Linked DNA regions of Homo sapiens: region 1 is linked to region 2. Evidence: chromatin loops called from intact Hi-C (ENCODE). Cell type or tissue: left ventricle myocardium inferior. All regions are shown on one strand. Each heading gives the region's core, and the rest is flanking DNA. Links, peaks and the distances in the headings are about the cores only.

Region 1 (8,509 bases), core at 155-8,154, 78 kb before region 2:
CCCACCTCCACCTCCCAAAGTGCTGAGATTACAGGCGAGAGCCACCGCACCTGGCCTGATTTTTCTAAAGGTCACTCCTCCACTTTACATTTTTTCCCCATTGTTGTTTAATGAAATCCAGTGTTCTTCCTTAACATGACATATTAGGCTTTTAATTACCCCCCCACACACACTTTAGGCTCTTAATTCCACGCCTCCCGCCCCCTCCCCTGCCAAAGACAGGATCTCTCTGTCACCAGGTTGGAGTGCAGTGGCACAGACTTTGCTCACTGCAGCCTCAACCTCCTAGGCTCAAGCATTCCTCCCACCTCTGCCTTCTGAGTGGCTAGGACTACAGGTGGGTGCCACCTTGCTCAGCTAATTTTAAAAATCTTTTTTGTTGATAATGGGGCCTTGCCATGTTATCCAGGCTGGTCTTGAACTCCTGGCCCCAAAGCAGTCTTTCCACCTCAGCCTCCCAAAGTGTTAATGATGATAGGTGTGAGCCACTGTGCCTGGCCTCCTCTTAACAATTTGATATTCCCTGTTTCTGTAGCTTCACCTCCTGCAGTTATCCCTGTACTCTTGCCCATTAATTTGTAGTCTTAGCTGCATATTCAAATCATTTGTAGAGAATCATTTCTATGATGACACATACCTACAGAATTAGAATATTTTGGAGTGACATCTGGGTGGATGTATGTCCAAAAAGCACTATAGGTCAATCTTCCCCCTTCTCTTACTCTGAGATAGCTTTGACGTCTTCTCAACCAAAAGGCATTAGGTACTCCTATATAGTCGTACAGTATGTGCACACATGTATGTGTATATACACATTTTTAAAGTATATTTTTATACAGTATTAAAACTGTTGGCTAACTTCCTTTTCCTGCAAGACAGTAGGTTTCTTTTTATTTGTGTTCTAGAAACTTAGCACATAGCAGATTTGACTTGTCTTTGTCTTCTTGCAACATTTAAAGGTCAATTCCACACACACACACAAAAAGATGGGGGAAGGGCTTTTGATGGGTATGTTTCACATTCCAGAAGTTCATCTTCTCATGGTAGACCTGCTAAAATATTTACATGGCTACAGTCCCCAACCCCCAAACATCAGAATCAAAGAGAGATTTTTCTTTCTGAATGGGAGGTATGGGAGGAGTGAGTTTATGGCAGGAGTTAGGATAGTGTGCAGCATAATGTGCTCTTCACTTGTAGGTGTCTAAATGCACAGCTGTCACTAATCTGGCATAATGAAATAGGGTAATATAGCACAGTGGACATATTTTATCCCTAATTTTTCTGTTTTTGTGAGGAACAGTTACACTATGGAAATTCAAAATGATTTTATGAGATTATCCGGGTTAAAATTTTTGCTGTACTAGTACTTTTTAAATGGTCTCGTTTGTTTATTTGCCATTCTAGGTCTCACTTCTCCATTTAAGCCAGCTATGGATACAAATTACTATTATTCAGGTCAGTAATATTAAAAACAAAATTTAATAGCATTTTGGACCTTTACAGATTTAATTATTTCTCTCTCATTTTTATGCAGCTGTGGAAAGAAATAACTTGATGAGGTTATCACAGAGCATTCCATTTACACCTGTGCCTCCAAGAGGTAAATCCAAAAATTAAAGAAATAAATAAGTGAAAATTAACCCTTTAATGATTTTTAGCTATAATATAGAATGTGGGTGGGATTACATTAAGAAGTATCAATTTCAAATAAATTCTTGATTAATCTGACTACCACAAGGGTGAGGTATGTTTGAATAGAAGAAGGGAAGCATCAGAAATATTGAGTTTCTCCATTACTGGCATATTCAGAAGCAACAATATATTCTAATTCTAAAAAGTTCTTGATCCACTATCTAGTAATTTATATAAACTGACATCACAGTGTCCATGAAACAGCTCTAACTTCTAAGTTTAATTCAGAAGTGTGTAGAATTTTAGTTGCTTTTTTAAAGGTTTTCTCTAAAATGCCAGAATTTCAAAAATGCCTAACATTACACATGAATTCAAAGATATTATGAAAGTATCCTTGATTTCTTACCTATTGCTATTAAATTTCTTTGTATAAAACTACATCTTGGTCCATTTTATCTTCTGTTCCTTAATCAAAGATGCCTGCTAATTTTTATTTTACTTTGTCGTTTTTAAAAAGTCACAATTTAATCTTAAACTTTTTCCATTTGTGTTGCAGGGGAGCCTGTCACAGTGTATCGTTTGGAAGAGAGTTCACCCAACATACTAAATAACAGCATGTCTTCTTGGTCACAACTAGGCCTCTGTGCCAAAATAGAGTTTTTAAGCAAAGAGGAGATGGGAGGAGGTTTACGAAGAGCTGTCAAAGTACAGTGTACCTGGTCAGAACATGATATCCTCAAATCAGGGCATCTTTATATTATCAAATCTTTTCTTCCAGAGGTGGTTAATACATGGTCAAGTATTTACAAAGAAGATACAGTTCTGCATCTCTGTCTGAGAGTAAGTGTCAGTGAATATTTAATAGTGGAACATAATTTAAGCTTTATATTTTAACTTCTGAAATATCAATAAGCCAAATATAATCTTAGTTTAAATATTAAACAAGGGTTCTCCCCACCCTCCCTTTTATAGGAAATTCAACAACAGAGAGCAGCACAAAAGCTTACGTTTGCCTTTAATCAAATGAAACCCAAATCCATACCATATTCTCCAAGGTAAATCTTTAATTTTTTTCTGGGATCTTTTATTATATGGATAGCAGTCCCTTTTGACCTTCATTTTTGATGTTGAATATTTAATTATCCATTTTGTAGATCAATTAGAATTTTATTAACAAAACTGCTAGTAATATTTATAACTATTTTTTATAAGGTTCCTTGAAGTTTTCCTGCTGTATTGCCATTCAGCAGGACAGTGGTTTGCTGTGGAAGAATGTATGACTGGAGAATTTAGAAAATACAACAATAATAATGGAGATGAGATTATTCCAACTAATACTCTGGAAGAGATCATGCTAGCCTTTAGCCACTGGACTTACGAATATACAAGAGGGGAGTTACTGGTACTTGATTTGCAAGGTAAATTTATTAAAATATTGCTAAGGTGAAATTCTGCAGTAGGTTCTCACCTATTCATATGTTATACAGAATCTGCTAATTTATAGATAAATAAAATCTTAGGCCAATAGAAGCTATAAAAAAGCAAGTTAATCACAGTCATAGCATATAGCCATCAGGGCCTTGAGTAATAGAATCTGGCTATCTTTTTTTGTTCCCCCGCCCCCTCCCCCACCCCCAGAGGGAGTCTTGCTCAGTCACCCAGGCTGGAGTGTAGTGGTGCAATCTCAGCTCACTGCAACTTCCGCCTCCCGGATTCAAGCAATTCTCTTGCCTCAGCCTCCCGAGTAGTTGGGATTACAGGCACCTGCCACCACGCCCAGCTAATTTTTGTATTTTTAGTAGACAAGGTTTCACCATGTTGGCCAGGCTGGTCTTGAGCTTCTGACCTTGTGATCTGCCCGCCTCAGCCTCCCAAAGTGCTGGGATTACAGGAGTGAGCCACCACACCCGGCCTGGCTATCTAAATTATGGTTAAGATAATACAGATGTTTTGATAAGCAAAAACATGTAAAAATTCCCTATTCTAAGATATGCAGTCTAGTATTTCAAAAGTATAAAGACCGTTTCTTTAAAAATAACAAATACCTCTATTGTTCCTGGTGTTTATGTTAACCTGTTATTGTGAACTAAACTACCTAAAAATTTAGTGGATTTAAAACAACTGCCATTTTATTTCCTTATAGTTCTTTCATTCAGAAATTTGGATGGGACATAGTGGGAATGTCTCTCTCTGCTGTCACCTCAAAAGACTGGAATGGCTGGAGACATTGAACAGCTTGACTGGAGTCAAATGTCTGAGGTCTCTGTTCACTGTCAACTAAATTCCTCAGTTCTTCAGTGTTCTCTGTCTACATGGCTAGCTAGCTTGGGCTTGCTCACAGCATGGTAGTTTCAGGTATTTAGACTTCTTACATAGCAGCTGGCTTCTTCTAGAGAGAAAGCAGAACCTCTTAAGGCTAGGCCCAGGATTGAGATGCCTTCTGCCACATTTTACTGATCAAGGCAACTTACAAGGGTAGCCCACATTCAAGGGGAGGCGAAGTAGATTCAGCAGTTGATGGGTAGAACGATATGCATCTATAGAGGGAAAAATTGCTCATAGCCATCTTAGCAGATAGACTGTGTTTCATACATATAAAAGAAAAAAGACTTTCATATATATGAAAGAAAAAAAAGAAATGGTGACTGCAAGAGGGCAGGTTTGCTTGGAGTAATGTCTGCTGAGCTTCACAGTGAGTCAAAGGAAGTTAAATTGAGCAAGTTGCCAGCTCTTCTCTTCATTATGGCTTCCATAATTTTTCTCCCTGAAGAGCAGACTTAATTTCAAATGTAAACACAGACCAGATTTTAAATCACATGAGAACAATTGTTTAGAATGTTTATTACTCAGTGACTCTTTAGTGTACAGGTATAAATATAAAAGATTTGTTGAAAAGCAAACAGGTTTCAGCTCAAGAATGAAAATCTATGTAAAAACAACTATACTTTTTTCAGTAGTTCATACCTTTATAAAAATGATTATGGTGGTGTATGTTGTGAAAAACTCTCTGATGTCCATTATGAGTTAGGCCAATCCAGTTAAGTTTAAAAATTACAAGCATACATTAGAGATACTGCAGGCTCAGTTCCAGACTACTGCAACGAAGCAAATATTGCAATAAAGCATATCACATGAATTTTTTGGATTTGCAGTACATATAAAAGTTAAATTTACACTATACTGTAGTCTAAAGTGTGTGATAGCATTGTGTATGAAGAACAGTGTACATACCTTAATTTAAAAATACCTTATTGTTAAAAAATAGTAAGAATTATCTAAGCCTTCATCAAGTTGTAGTCTTTTTCCTGGTGAAGGATCTGGCCTCCATGTTGATGACTGCTAACTGATAGTTGCTGAAGTTTGCGATGACTGCAGCAATTTCTTTTTCTTTCTTTTTTAAAAAATAGAGGCAGGGTCTCTTTCTGTTGCCCAGGCTGGAGTGCAGTAGCTCAATCACAACTCACTGCAACCTCAAACTCCTTCGGCTCAAGCCATCCTCCTGCCTCAGCCTCCTGCATAGCTGGGACTACAGGCTCACGTCACTGCATGCAGCTAATTTTTAAAAATTTTTGTAGAGATGGGTGTCTAACTAGGTGGGTCAGGCTAGTCTTGAACTCCTGGCCTCAAGCAGTCCTCCCACAGTGCTAGGATTACGGGCATGAGCCACTCTCTGGCCACAGTGAAGTTTGCCACATGGATTGATTCTTCCTTTCATGAAGGACTTCTGTAGCACGCAGTGCCATTTGATAACATTTTACCCACAGTGGAACTTCTTTCAAAATTGGAGTGAACCTTCTCAAACCCTGCTGCTTTATCAACAAAGTTTATGTATATTCTAAATCCCTTGTGATTTGAACAATGTTCACGGTATCTTCACCGAGTAGATTCCATCTCAACATAATGTTTATTGAACAATTTTTACATAGGAATATCTTAGATGATTACAAGTTAAACAATGTAGCAATATATAAAGAACAAAGTGTTCCCATCTTTTTTATTTCTCTACTTCTGTGAAGACATATACACAAACGGAGACTTTTTTCCCTCTTTTTTATTATTTTGTTTTGTTGTGTTGGTTTTACCCCAACTGGGATCATGAGATTTTTTTTTTTCCACTTTTTTTTTCTGCCTAACGATATATCATAGGCATTTTCTAGAGTTATTTCTTTAGTAAGCTGCGTGATAGTCTATAGTGTAGCAGCTATAGCATGATTTACATCTGTGTTGATAAACATTCACTCTACTTTTAGTTTTTTGCTTCTACAAACAGTGCTTGCAGCAAACCATTCTCATGCACTGCTACTTTTATTTCCTTAAAGTAAGTTCCTAAATTGGTGTAGAAAAGAGATTAGTACAATTTTAATTTTAATAACAACTGCCAGAGTACTTTCCCAAAAGCTTATCAGAAATCATACTCAGCCTTCTACGGAAGTTCCTGCTTCTCTACAGTCTTTCCAGTATGGAATATTCTTAATGTTTGCCATTCTGTTGGATGGAAAATAGTATCGTGTTTTAATTCTGGTTTTTCCTTTTGTGAAATTGAACCATTTTATTAGATTTTGCTCTAATGGGTTAAATATTTGTGATTATTCAAAATATCAGTAGGTGTTAAGTGTGTGTGTGTATGTGTTTATATATACACACATGAATATGTAAGAGACTGGAAGGATTTAATCATAATACTTCTGGAGAGGGCTGGAGGTGAAGAAAGATTTTCACAATCTTACTCTGTGTTACATGAATGTTTTGCAAGAAAATGTGATATGTGTTAATGTGTGTGGTTTTTTTCCCTTAAATCCCAAACACTTGTTTTTTGTTTTTGTTTTTGTTTTTTTTTTGAGACGAATTTCACTCTGTTGCCCAGGCTAGAGTGCAGTAGTACGATTTTGGCTCACTGCAACCTCCGCCTCCCAGGTTCAAGCGATTCTCCCGTCTCAGCCTCCCGAAAGTAGCTGGGACTACAGGCGCCCCCCACCATGTCCGGCTAACTTTTTTTTTTTTTTTTTTTTTTTTTAGGAATGAAGTTTCACCATGTTGGTCAGGCTGGTCTCGAACTCCTGACCTCAGGTGATCCATCCGCCTTGGCCGCCCAAAGTGCTGGGATTACAGGCGTGAGCCACTGCGCCTGGCCAATCCCAAACACTTTTAAAGTCCTATGGATTATTCCTTCATGTACCAAATTGTTCTTTGCTAACTAAGATGAAACAAGGGCAGATTGACCAGACCTTTTACAAGTAAGGAGGTATTTGCATCCTTGGTGCTGTAGGATAAGGAACTTAATGCCTACCTACCAACTCTGACGTTTAACTCTTGTTCACATTACAAGGAGATATGCCTCTCCCTGGTAGAATGCCAGAGTCATAAATCAAGTTATGAAATATCAAAAGAGAAGAACTACACTCCTTTGAATAGTTTAACATTGTAATGATTGATGATACTATAACATCTCTTAAGATGATTTTTATTATGCAGATGTCAGTATTTATGTCAATTATATAATATAAATTATTTGTCTTTTTTATATACACATATAAAGGTGTTGGTGAAAATTTGACTGACCCATCTGTGATAAAAGCAGAAGAAAAGAGGTAATAAGTTTTAACTATTTCATTAAGGCATAATTTCACATTTTATATTTGTACCTGTATAAACTGCCCCCTTTTTTTTGTTGTTTTTTTTAAAATTACCAATTCTACAGATCCTGTGATATGGTTTTTGGCCCAGCAAATCTAGGAGAAGATGCAATTAAAAACTTCAGAGCAAAACATCACTGTAATTCTTGCTGTAGAAAGCTTAAACTTCCAGGTAAAAAATTTCTTAATCAGTATAGTATATAAATTGTTACGAAACTTGGTTACTACAATACCTCATAAGGCCAGAGGTACAAATGTTTAATGTAATGGTCTCTAATTGTGCCAGCTTCAGCAGCTCTTTTGCAAATACATATTGTTGGTTATAAATGAATCTGTGTTTTCCTTCTTTCTTTATACAAAGTTCATTAATTTAATATATTATGTGTCTGCAGAATGCCAGGAATTGTGCTCAGTGTTGAAAGTAGAATATTGAACCAGACAGCTATGTCTCTGCCCTCATGGAGTTTAGCCTCATGTTGAATATTGACAAGATTAGCAGGGAGTTACAGGACTGATAAATGCCAAGAGAGAGGAAAAAACAGAACAGAGTGCTATAGAACATGTAAGCAGGTCCCTTAACTCAAACCCAGGTCCGGGAATGATCCTGGGAAACTAACGTATTTGCCTTTACTTGGAGAATGAATAGACCTTCAAGTTAGCCTTGCAGAAGAATTGAGAAAAGGCTATTTGATCAAGCAGGAACAGGAACTGTAAATATATTGTCTCATGATATTAACATCATCTTTGTATGCAGAGAATTACAAGTTATTATTTAATTGTTAGTTAAAGCACAAACCTGTGGTTGTCTCTCTTTGATGTGCATCATAGTCCCCTGTGGAACTTTAAAAAAAAATTCCCCTACCAGGAGCAGTGACACATGCCTGTAGTCCCAGCTACTCAGGAGGCTGATACCAGAGGATCGCTTGAGCTCAGGAGTTCAAAGCTGTAGTGCCTACTTCAGTTTGGGCAACATAGTGAGACCCTGTCTCTTTTAAAAATTAAATTTAAAAAAAAAATTACACATGTCTGGGGCCCACCCTTGAGCTGTTTGTTTGTTTGTTTATTTGTTTGTTTTTGAGACAGGGTCTCACTCTGTTGCTCAGGCTGGAGTGCAGTGGTGCGATCTCAGCTCACTGCAGCTTCCACCTCCCAGGCTCAAGTGATCCTCCCACCTCAGCCTCCCAAGTAGCTGGGACTACAGGCACGTGCCACAACACCTGGCTAATTGTTGTTTTGGTTTTTTT
Region 2 (8,509 bases), core at 250-8,249:
TGAGTTCTAGGTTTCACAAAAGGACCACGTGTTAAACTATGTACATCGATTTGATGTGCAAGTATGCAATAAATATGTACACATACATTCCTATCTGCTTTACATCATTCTAGAGTATTCATAGTATATCAAGATGGGATTTAGAAATGTGAAAAGGCCATAACAGTGAAAAGGAAAAAAAAAAGATAACAATAGTTTTTAGACCAGTCGAATAATAATGCTTAGCTAGTTAATTATTTTAACTTTGGAGCAGACTAAAAAAGTTGTTTTGAAATAAATGGTACCTGTAAGTGATGATTACTGCAATACTTGTTAAATGTTATTTGTCAGCACTGACCGGAATTATATAGTGCTAGTAACACAGCTCCCACTGTCCTAGAATTCCTCTAAATGGCCAGCTATAGCTACCATTATCCTGATAAGCATTTCAAGAGTTGTGTTGCTGAGCCTTTTAAAAGATAACTAGTTTATAACCTATGTCTCCTTATGTGGCTACATCAGTTACTCGTGGTCCCAATGAAGTATAAAAGAGGATATAAGCTGCTGAAGATTTCACAGAAGAAACGGAGATATCAGAAACTTCATGATCATCAAACTTAAACCACCGTTGTCTTGCTGCATTTTTACAATAGGCTGTGTAGTGGCCTCCATCCAGCCCACCGTAGTGATTCTGTGCCAAACAAGATAGAAAAAAAAATCAATTCAGTTAAAATTGTTATTTAAAATACGCCAATAGTTTCAAAGCTTTATGTTGTTCTTACTCTTCCATGAGGTAGGAAACCACTTAAAACTTTTTTTAAACTTGCTTTGAAACAAAAAGTCTTCAGTTCAAAGAGATACTTACTGAAACAGAAAACAAATTATATTTCTTCAAATTGTTCTTTGGACCAATAACATACTGTGACAAGTCAAGATTTTCTAACGGGAAGTCCACAGATGTCTGTAATTTTTGTTTCCACCTGCCATCGTAGGAAAAACTGCAGAACAAAACATTACAATTACACTGACAGAGGAAGATACCAGGATGAATCCTCATTCATTAACATCTAGATTTTTAGCCAGGACTGTAAAATCCATTTCAAATACAAAGACTTGGAATTTTAGTAGTAGAGGAACCTGTTAAAGACATTTGGCTTCATTTCCATTTTACAAACAAGAAAACTGAGGCATATGGATATTTAATGATGTGCCTAAGGTCAAACAGCCAGAATGGTAGAGGTAGGACTATACTCTGGTCCAGCTACAACTGCTACATGAGTCTTCTAGGAAGGTAAGACCCACATGTTTATAATGCTGACCACCACAAAAGAAAGAATGACAGCTGCTCTCGAGTCAAGCTTGTACTTCAGAGAAAACTAGAGCCAGAAATTGAGAGTAGGAGACTACTGACTAAAATAATGTCATTCATTCCATTATTCTGGCATATTCTGCTCCTTTAAACATCAAAACAATGATATCTTGGTTGGTGTAATATGGTTATTTCATAATTTTGAAAATATTCAGCATTAAAAATTTTAGCAAATGTGTAATCACTTATAGAATGTTTATACTTCCAGAATCCTCAACTAGGACAATGGAAAAAACTAGCTTTTGTTAGAAAAATTTACACAAGAGAAATCTGAACATGTAAATTTGGAAATTAATATATGGAACTAAGAATCTCAATACAAGATAAAACATTTTTAACAGAAATGCTTTTTTGACACAAAAATTACAGCTCTCAATAAAAAAGTGCAACTTCCTTTAAAAAGTTTTTCAAATAATCAACTCAAAGTTCTTGAGTTACATGGATTATGTGATTATGTGAAGACCAAAGAATCAGCAAAAGATCTGGTTCGTGTTTTATAACTCTTGTCATTATTCCTTCTATTATAGGACTAGATCTTTTCCATCAATTGGAAAAATCTGGATGAAATTATTTCTGCACTTAATGGTATCGTTAACATATTTTATCATTAAAATACTTTAAAAATTATAAATTTTATTTAACACATAACTAAGTCTGTTATGCTTTAGTCTGCTGTTTGAATGTTACATTTCATGTGCTAATTTGTTTGAATTATACTGTAATATTTTTATACATTTTCACTTGATGCTTTGTAATTATTTAAAATTATAAGGAATTACATGAAATAGTGGTATTGTCATTTTGCTGTGGTACTGAAAACACTGAGGTGAACTAACAGTCTCATTTCTGCTTTATTTCCCTAGATCTACTGTAACCAGATAATCGCCCTTTGTTATGTGCCCATGGCAGGCAGTACAACAAGTATAAATTACACAGAACTTAAAATTCCCTCATTTAATTTCACTGAACAGGAGGACAAACTTTCCCCTTTACCGTTTCAGATGCACTAAAAGCACAGGTGGTAACTTCCAGATTTCTATCTTTTTTAGAGAATCCCGTCGAGCTCTGCAATGACTGCAGTAAAATCTGTTGTTATCTGTGAGTTTTTCTTCTTTGGAAAATAATCTAAGGCAATCCTGGCAGAAAAAAACAAGTAGCAGATACTCGTTAATTCGATTCTTCAATAATGTCAGAGAGCACCTATTTAGTTAGTCACTCTGCAGGCACCAGTGATTCAACAGCAATCTACACAAAAGAGTTCCTGCCTTCCCAAAGCTTGTGATCTAGTGAGAAGCATAGACAAGTGAACAATGACAGCACAGAGTGTGGTGAGTGCTACCTACAGTGTGTTGTGACAGGACACAGGAAAGCCCCTAACCTGGTCAATCAGAGAAACCCTGTTGGAGGAAATGACATTCTGGAGGTACTTTAAGACTAAAGGTATCAACAAGCTTTTATATAAGAAACATTGTTGATACATGGAAAACAGGATATTTATTTGATATCCCCATGTAAAGCAAATGCTTATGAAAAGTAGGCCTAAGTTAGTCAACAGACAACTTTCCAAATTAACTTATAAAACTTTTTAAAAACATACTAACAATCCTGAAATCCTGAAAGAATATTTAATAAAGGTATCTTTAAAAAAGAAATTTCTAATTCTTTCTAATCTACATAGGCCTAATTATAAAACAGAATTTATATTGAGTTTTACTGATAAAAGGTTTTTTTTTTTTTTTTTTTTAAGACGGAGTCTTGTTCTGTCCCCTAGGCTGGAGTGCAGTGGCGAGATCTCAGCTCACTGTAAACTCCGCCTCCAGGGTTCACGCCATTCTCCTGCCTCAGCCTCCTGAGTAGCGGGGACTACAGGTGCCCACCACCACGCCCGGCTAATTTTTTGTATTTTTAGTAGAGATGGGGTTTCACCGTGTTATCCAGGATGGTCTCGATCTCCTGACCTCGTGATCCGCCCACCTCGGCCTCCCAAAGTGCTGGGAGTACAAGGTATGAGCCACTGCGCCCGGCCGAGTTTTACTGATAAAATGTTTGTAAGGGTAAAGACCAGAAATTTACATCTCTATATCCATAAAAACAGCATTTTTATCCAATAAATCATTTTCTCTCTACTTCTTAAACTTACCTGTAATGTACATTTACTTGTGGATGCTAGTGGTAGAGACAAATACATGAAGGCCTCAAATGTCCTAGACTTTTTGTGACATGTGAGGCACTGTACTGTAGATTTGAATTGACCCTGAAAAAGTGCAACAATAATAGACTCATTGAGCTGCTTGTGTTTCTGCCAGGCATGTTCTGCAGCTTTAAAGTCATCGAGATGATCATTATTTTCTTCTTTATATCTCTTCCGATTATCAGCCTGGAAATAAAATGATTTAAGCTCTATATTAATATCTCAAAGAAAACATTTAAATTGAAAGAATAAAAGTGAATACAAACACTTGCCAGATTTAGAAACACCTGTAGTTCTCATAAAGGAGTTCTGATCTCACTGAGTGTGGCAAAAAATAATTCTAGCCAAAAATACCAAAAAAAACTCACTCACTTTATTGAAGGAATGTGACTTGTTGAAATTTCCCAAATTTTTATTTAAAAAGCTGAAAAGGGCCAGATGTGGTGGTTCATGCTTGTAATCCCAGCATTCTGGGAAGCCAAGGCAGGAGGACTGCTTGGGGCCAGGAGTTCGAGACCAACTTGTGCAACATAGTGAGACCCCCCCCTCCAATCTCTACTAAAAAAAGAAAAAGCTAAAAAGTTTGGTTTTTAGAAAAGATATCCCACATATAGCTGGGAATTAGGGCTACAACTGGACATATATAATTTTGTTGCCCTAGCCTCTCTCTCTCTATATATGTATATATGTATGTGTATATATATGTGTATATATGTATGTATATATACACGTATATATGTATATATGTATGTGTATATATATGTGTATATATGTATGTATATATACACGTATATATATATACACAAATATTTTTGTGTAGGTGTGTGTGTATATATATATATATCTGTTCAGTGGTTAAGAATGGTGACCCCAAAATATGTGAGACAAAAAGTGCTAAAAAGAAGTTGTAGTATGTAAATGGAGGGTGGTCATTTATGTATACATACATGCCTTTATAATAACTAGTCACATGAGTCATTTGGTTACATGGAGTAATTTTTTTTTTTTTTTTTTTTAGAAAGAGTCTCACTCTGTCGCCCAGGCTGGAGTGCAGTGGTCACTGCAATCTCGGCTCACTGCAACTTCTGCCTCCCAGGTTCAAGCGATTCTCCTGCTTCAGCCACCTGAGTAGCTGGGATTACAGGCACATGCCACTACACCCAGCCAATTTTTGTATTTTTAGTAGAGACGAGGTTTTGCCATGTTGGCCAGGCTGGGCTCAAACTCCTGACCTCAGGTGATCCACCAGCCTTGGCCTCCCAAAGTACTGGGATTACAGGCATAAGCCACTGTGCCCAGCCAAGTAATTCTTATTTTAGAAGGATGTGTAAGAATAAAGGCATGTTCCACTTTCAGCAAGGGACTGGGAAAAAGAAAAGAATAAGGATATGTACAATAACATATACATATTATATAAACATAACATACAATAAAAATGCTCAAACTGTCTATAATCTTTTATAAGATCATTTGTTTATGATTTTACTTTCACATACATGTGGGTCACAAACGCCAATAACTATTTTAACATTTGCAAATTTCTCAGCAATACTGCTTGTTAATTAGTAAATACCAACTGTATATGCTTCAAATATTACACTTACCTGATGTTTTATAATTCTCTTATACAGTCACTATTTGAATAAACAAGCACTGAACTATCACCAACTAGAATTTTAAACTGCTATAAAAATACAGTGCTACTGAGCAACCCTAAAGAGTCTCTGCAACTTAGAAAAATCAAATTTCTTACTTTATTTAGATCTTCATGGAGACCATCCATTAGGAACAGAAGCAATTCTTGTGAATCTTGCTGACTGTATCCTGCAAACTGGTCATTGATCTTCCCAATGGTGATTTTAAAGTCCTTTGGACTGATATATCTATACTGTCCTGTCCACAGGGCTTTCATGATTATACCAAATTCTTCTGCCACTTCACCTTTATGCCCCAACAAATTTGACCTGTGCAAATAAAAGTTGTTACAAAAGACAATAAAGGAAATTTAAAAGTTAAGCAAGGTACAGTAGATTCTTGATGTCAACATGAAATTATTCACATACTGTAGCACTACATTAAACTACTTATTTATTTGCAGGCTCACCACCAGATTCTCATCTGAATCTGACTTGCTTACATCCCTTCAGCTTCCTTCTTTTGGCTGCAAGCCCTGCATGGTCTCCTCATCATCAACAGGCTCCAGTTCATGACAGCGAGGTTCTGCCTTCTGGCACTGCTCTCATCCTGTCTGTCCTTTACTAATCAGAGAAGGCTTTACTCTTTTTTGAGATAGGGTCTCATTCTGTCACCCAGGCTGGTGGAGTATAGCGGCACAATCACGGCTCACTGCAGCCTTGACCTTCTGGGCTCAGGTGATCCTCCCACCTTAGCCTCCCAAGTAGCAGGGACTATAGGCATGTATCACCACACCTAGCTAATTTTTGTAGAGACGGAGTTTTGCCTTGTTGCCCAGACTGGTCTCAAACTCCTGGGCCCCAAGTGATCTGCCCACGTCAGCCTCCCAAAGTGCTAGGATTACCAGTGTGAGCCACCATGCCCAGCCTTCATTATTCCTAAGGATAAAGATATTTTCCCCTTTCCTAATTTGACTTTTCTGGAGCTGAGTGGTAAGTACTATGGTTTGAAAGGTAAAATGGGTTCTTGATGTCAACATGAAATTATTCACATACTGTAGCCCTACACCAAAATGCTTACTTATTCATAGGTTACCACCAGATTCACGTCAAATATTCCAAAATTCAGGTGTTGCCAATGTGACAGGATTAAGAGATGGGGCCTTTAAAGAGGTGATAAGGCCATGAGGGCTCCCCTCCCGGGTGAACAGGATTAGGTGCCGTTTAGGGCTCGACAGGACGAGTCTGTCCTCTTTCGCTTCCACCTTCTACCCTGTGAGGATGCAGCAAAAAAGCGCACCAGATGCCGGCACCTAGACGATGGCCTTCCCAGTCAAGAACTAAGAGAAAATAAATTTTTGTTCTTTACAAATTATCTAGTCTTAGGTATTTTGTTATAGCAGCAGAAAACTAATGGACTAAGACAGTAAATATGGTTAGATCATCCTTTTAGCATTATAATGCAAAAAGTATGACATGTATTTACCTGTTAATATCATCCTGATAACAGTTTCGGTTGAAATAATCAGCCAAATGTGGAGCGTTACATAGGCACTGCAATATTGAGTTCATATAACAAGTATTTCCTAAGTTACGAAGTCCAGTAAGAGCTGGTCCAGAACCTCCAAAAACAGGATTGAGGTTCCGAATCTGAGAAGCAGAAAGCCTTGAGATCTCAGCTTTAGGATAACATGTTGGCCTGAGGAAGAAAAAGGATACAAGATGTCTTAAAATGCTGAGCATATGAAATTAAGGTTCTATACTATAAATGGCAGCAAACTGTAGCACCTGTACCACAGGCATCTTGTAAACAGTTAATATGTTAACTCATAAGATGCTGGGCCTTCCAGGACATTTAATATTTAGGTTAACATTAGTCATACGACTAAGGTCTCAGACCTTCCCATGAAACACATACCTTTAACCTCTTAATGTGGGTCATGGTTCTTAGAGACACCTTGAGATAGATTATCTCACTTCTCATGAACTAGGAGCTCTAGTAGAGAAGGCTCTTTTAAACTCCTTTAAATGATCCCTGGAAGTTTGGCATTATCAAATGTTTGAACTCACCCAGAATGCCAAATGAGGAATAATAAAAAAATAAAAACAAAAACAAAAAAAACCATACCGTGGAGTAGATATCAAGGGAAGCAGAGGTTATTTGGGTACTATTACTTAAATTCTAGAGTGTGTTGACTATTCACGGATGGATACACAATCACAGTAAAAAAATACAGTTCCAGCTGGGCTCAATGGCTGTCTATAATCCCACCACTTTGGGAGGCCGAGGTGGGCAGATCACCTGAGGTCAGGAGTTTGAGACCAGCCTGGCCAACATGGTGAAACCCCGTCTCTACTAAAAATACAAAAAGTAGCTGGGCATGATAGTGGACGTCTATAGTCCCAGCTACTCAGGAGGCTGAGGCAGGAGAATCGCTTGAGGAGGCAGACGTTGCAGTGAACTGAGATCATGCCACTGCACTTCAGCCTGGGCAACAGGGTGAGATTCCGTCTCAAAAAAAAAAAATTCCTTAGTTGCACTAATCACGTTTCAAAGTAGACACAAACCATACTGGACAGCACAGATACAGTACATTTCTATCACCATGGAAAGATCTGCTGGACAGTGCTGGGGCAGAGAATGCCTTCTAGACTTCTGTAATATGGTGTGTTTGATTTATATGTGGAACTACTAGAACTGCTGAAGCATAAGGAAAATCTTAACTGATAGGTCTTTTTTCTTTTTTAATTAATCCTTAACGTTCTTCCACCCCTAAAAGTAATACTGAGAACAGATTAAACTATATTTCAATCAGCTCCTCTTTACCTGTACTCAGGTGCATGTACTCGTGTGCTTTTTCTGTTCAATATATAAAAAAATACACAAACAGCATACAGTCCTTAAAACATTATCAAATTAACACACTTAAGAATGATTCAAGAAGAAATTAAATCTCACTAGTTATTATAATGAACTCTAAAATCTATAACAAGATTAATAGAATTTTTAAAAGCTCCTTCGAATAAGTCTGCACCTGGCAGGGTAAGTTCTCAGGAAGAAAAAATTTCAACTTTCTTAGGATGTGTTCAACTTACTTAGGATTAGGCTTAAAAGAGCCTAATTAAAATTCCTTAGCAAATACAAGTGTATAATAAATGGGAAAAAAATCATTTATTTATACTTCCACCTATTGCCCCCCTCCTCCCAAAAAAGTAAGTAAAGATTAGAAGTGGTACACAGACTTAAATCATCTCCTCATAGCCCTATCAGTCATAAGCTAAGAGGATTCCAAAAGGGACGAAGCCAGAAGTATAGCTAAATGAAACTATTTTGGG

What was found. Hi-C counts contacts between places; a loop is a spot of excess contacts. Peaks named below come from ENCODE experiments on the same cell type or tissue, not always from the same donor. Only the 100,000 strongest peaks of a DNase experiment are listed, where the experiment ranks them.
Region 1: it touches region 2 in a loop (2.3-fold over the local background); 18 of 110 quality-filtered maps call a loop at or near these places.

What each region holds. Positions count from the first base shown.
Region 1 is chr15:50,568,815-50,577,323 of GRCh38, reverse strand. TRPM7 (transient receptor potential cation channel subfamily M member 7) reads left to right here. Exons shown (of 39, transcript NM_017672.6): 32 at 1,405-1,455; 33 at 1,535-1,600; 34 at 2,189-2,472; 35 at 2,605-2,687; 36 at 2,845-3,050; 37 at 7,169-7,220; 38 at 7,331-7,437. Among named protein-coding and RNA genes, the nearest start is that of USP50, 26 kb to the right of the region's middle. In left ventricle myocardium inferior, for the core only: no CTCF peak of the experiment used is centred there; a DNase peak (open chromatin) is centred at 3,314.
Region 2 is chr15:50,491,064-50,499,572 of GRCh38, reverse strand. It overlaps USP8 (ubiquitin specific peptidase 8), which reads right to left. Exons shown (of 20, transcript NM_005154.5): 15 at 6,660-6,872; 16 at 5,293-5,503; 17 at 3,489-3,725; 18 at 2,342-2,484; 19 at 845-977; 20 at 1-670. The coding sequence ends at 485. It also overlaps a transcript of USP50 not described here. Among named protein-coding and RNA genes, the nearest start is that of USP50, 51 kb to the left of the region's middle. In left ventricle myocardium inferior, for the core only: no CTCF peak of the experiment used is centred there; no DNase peak of the experiment used is centred there.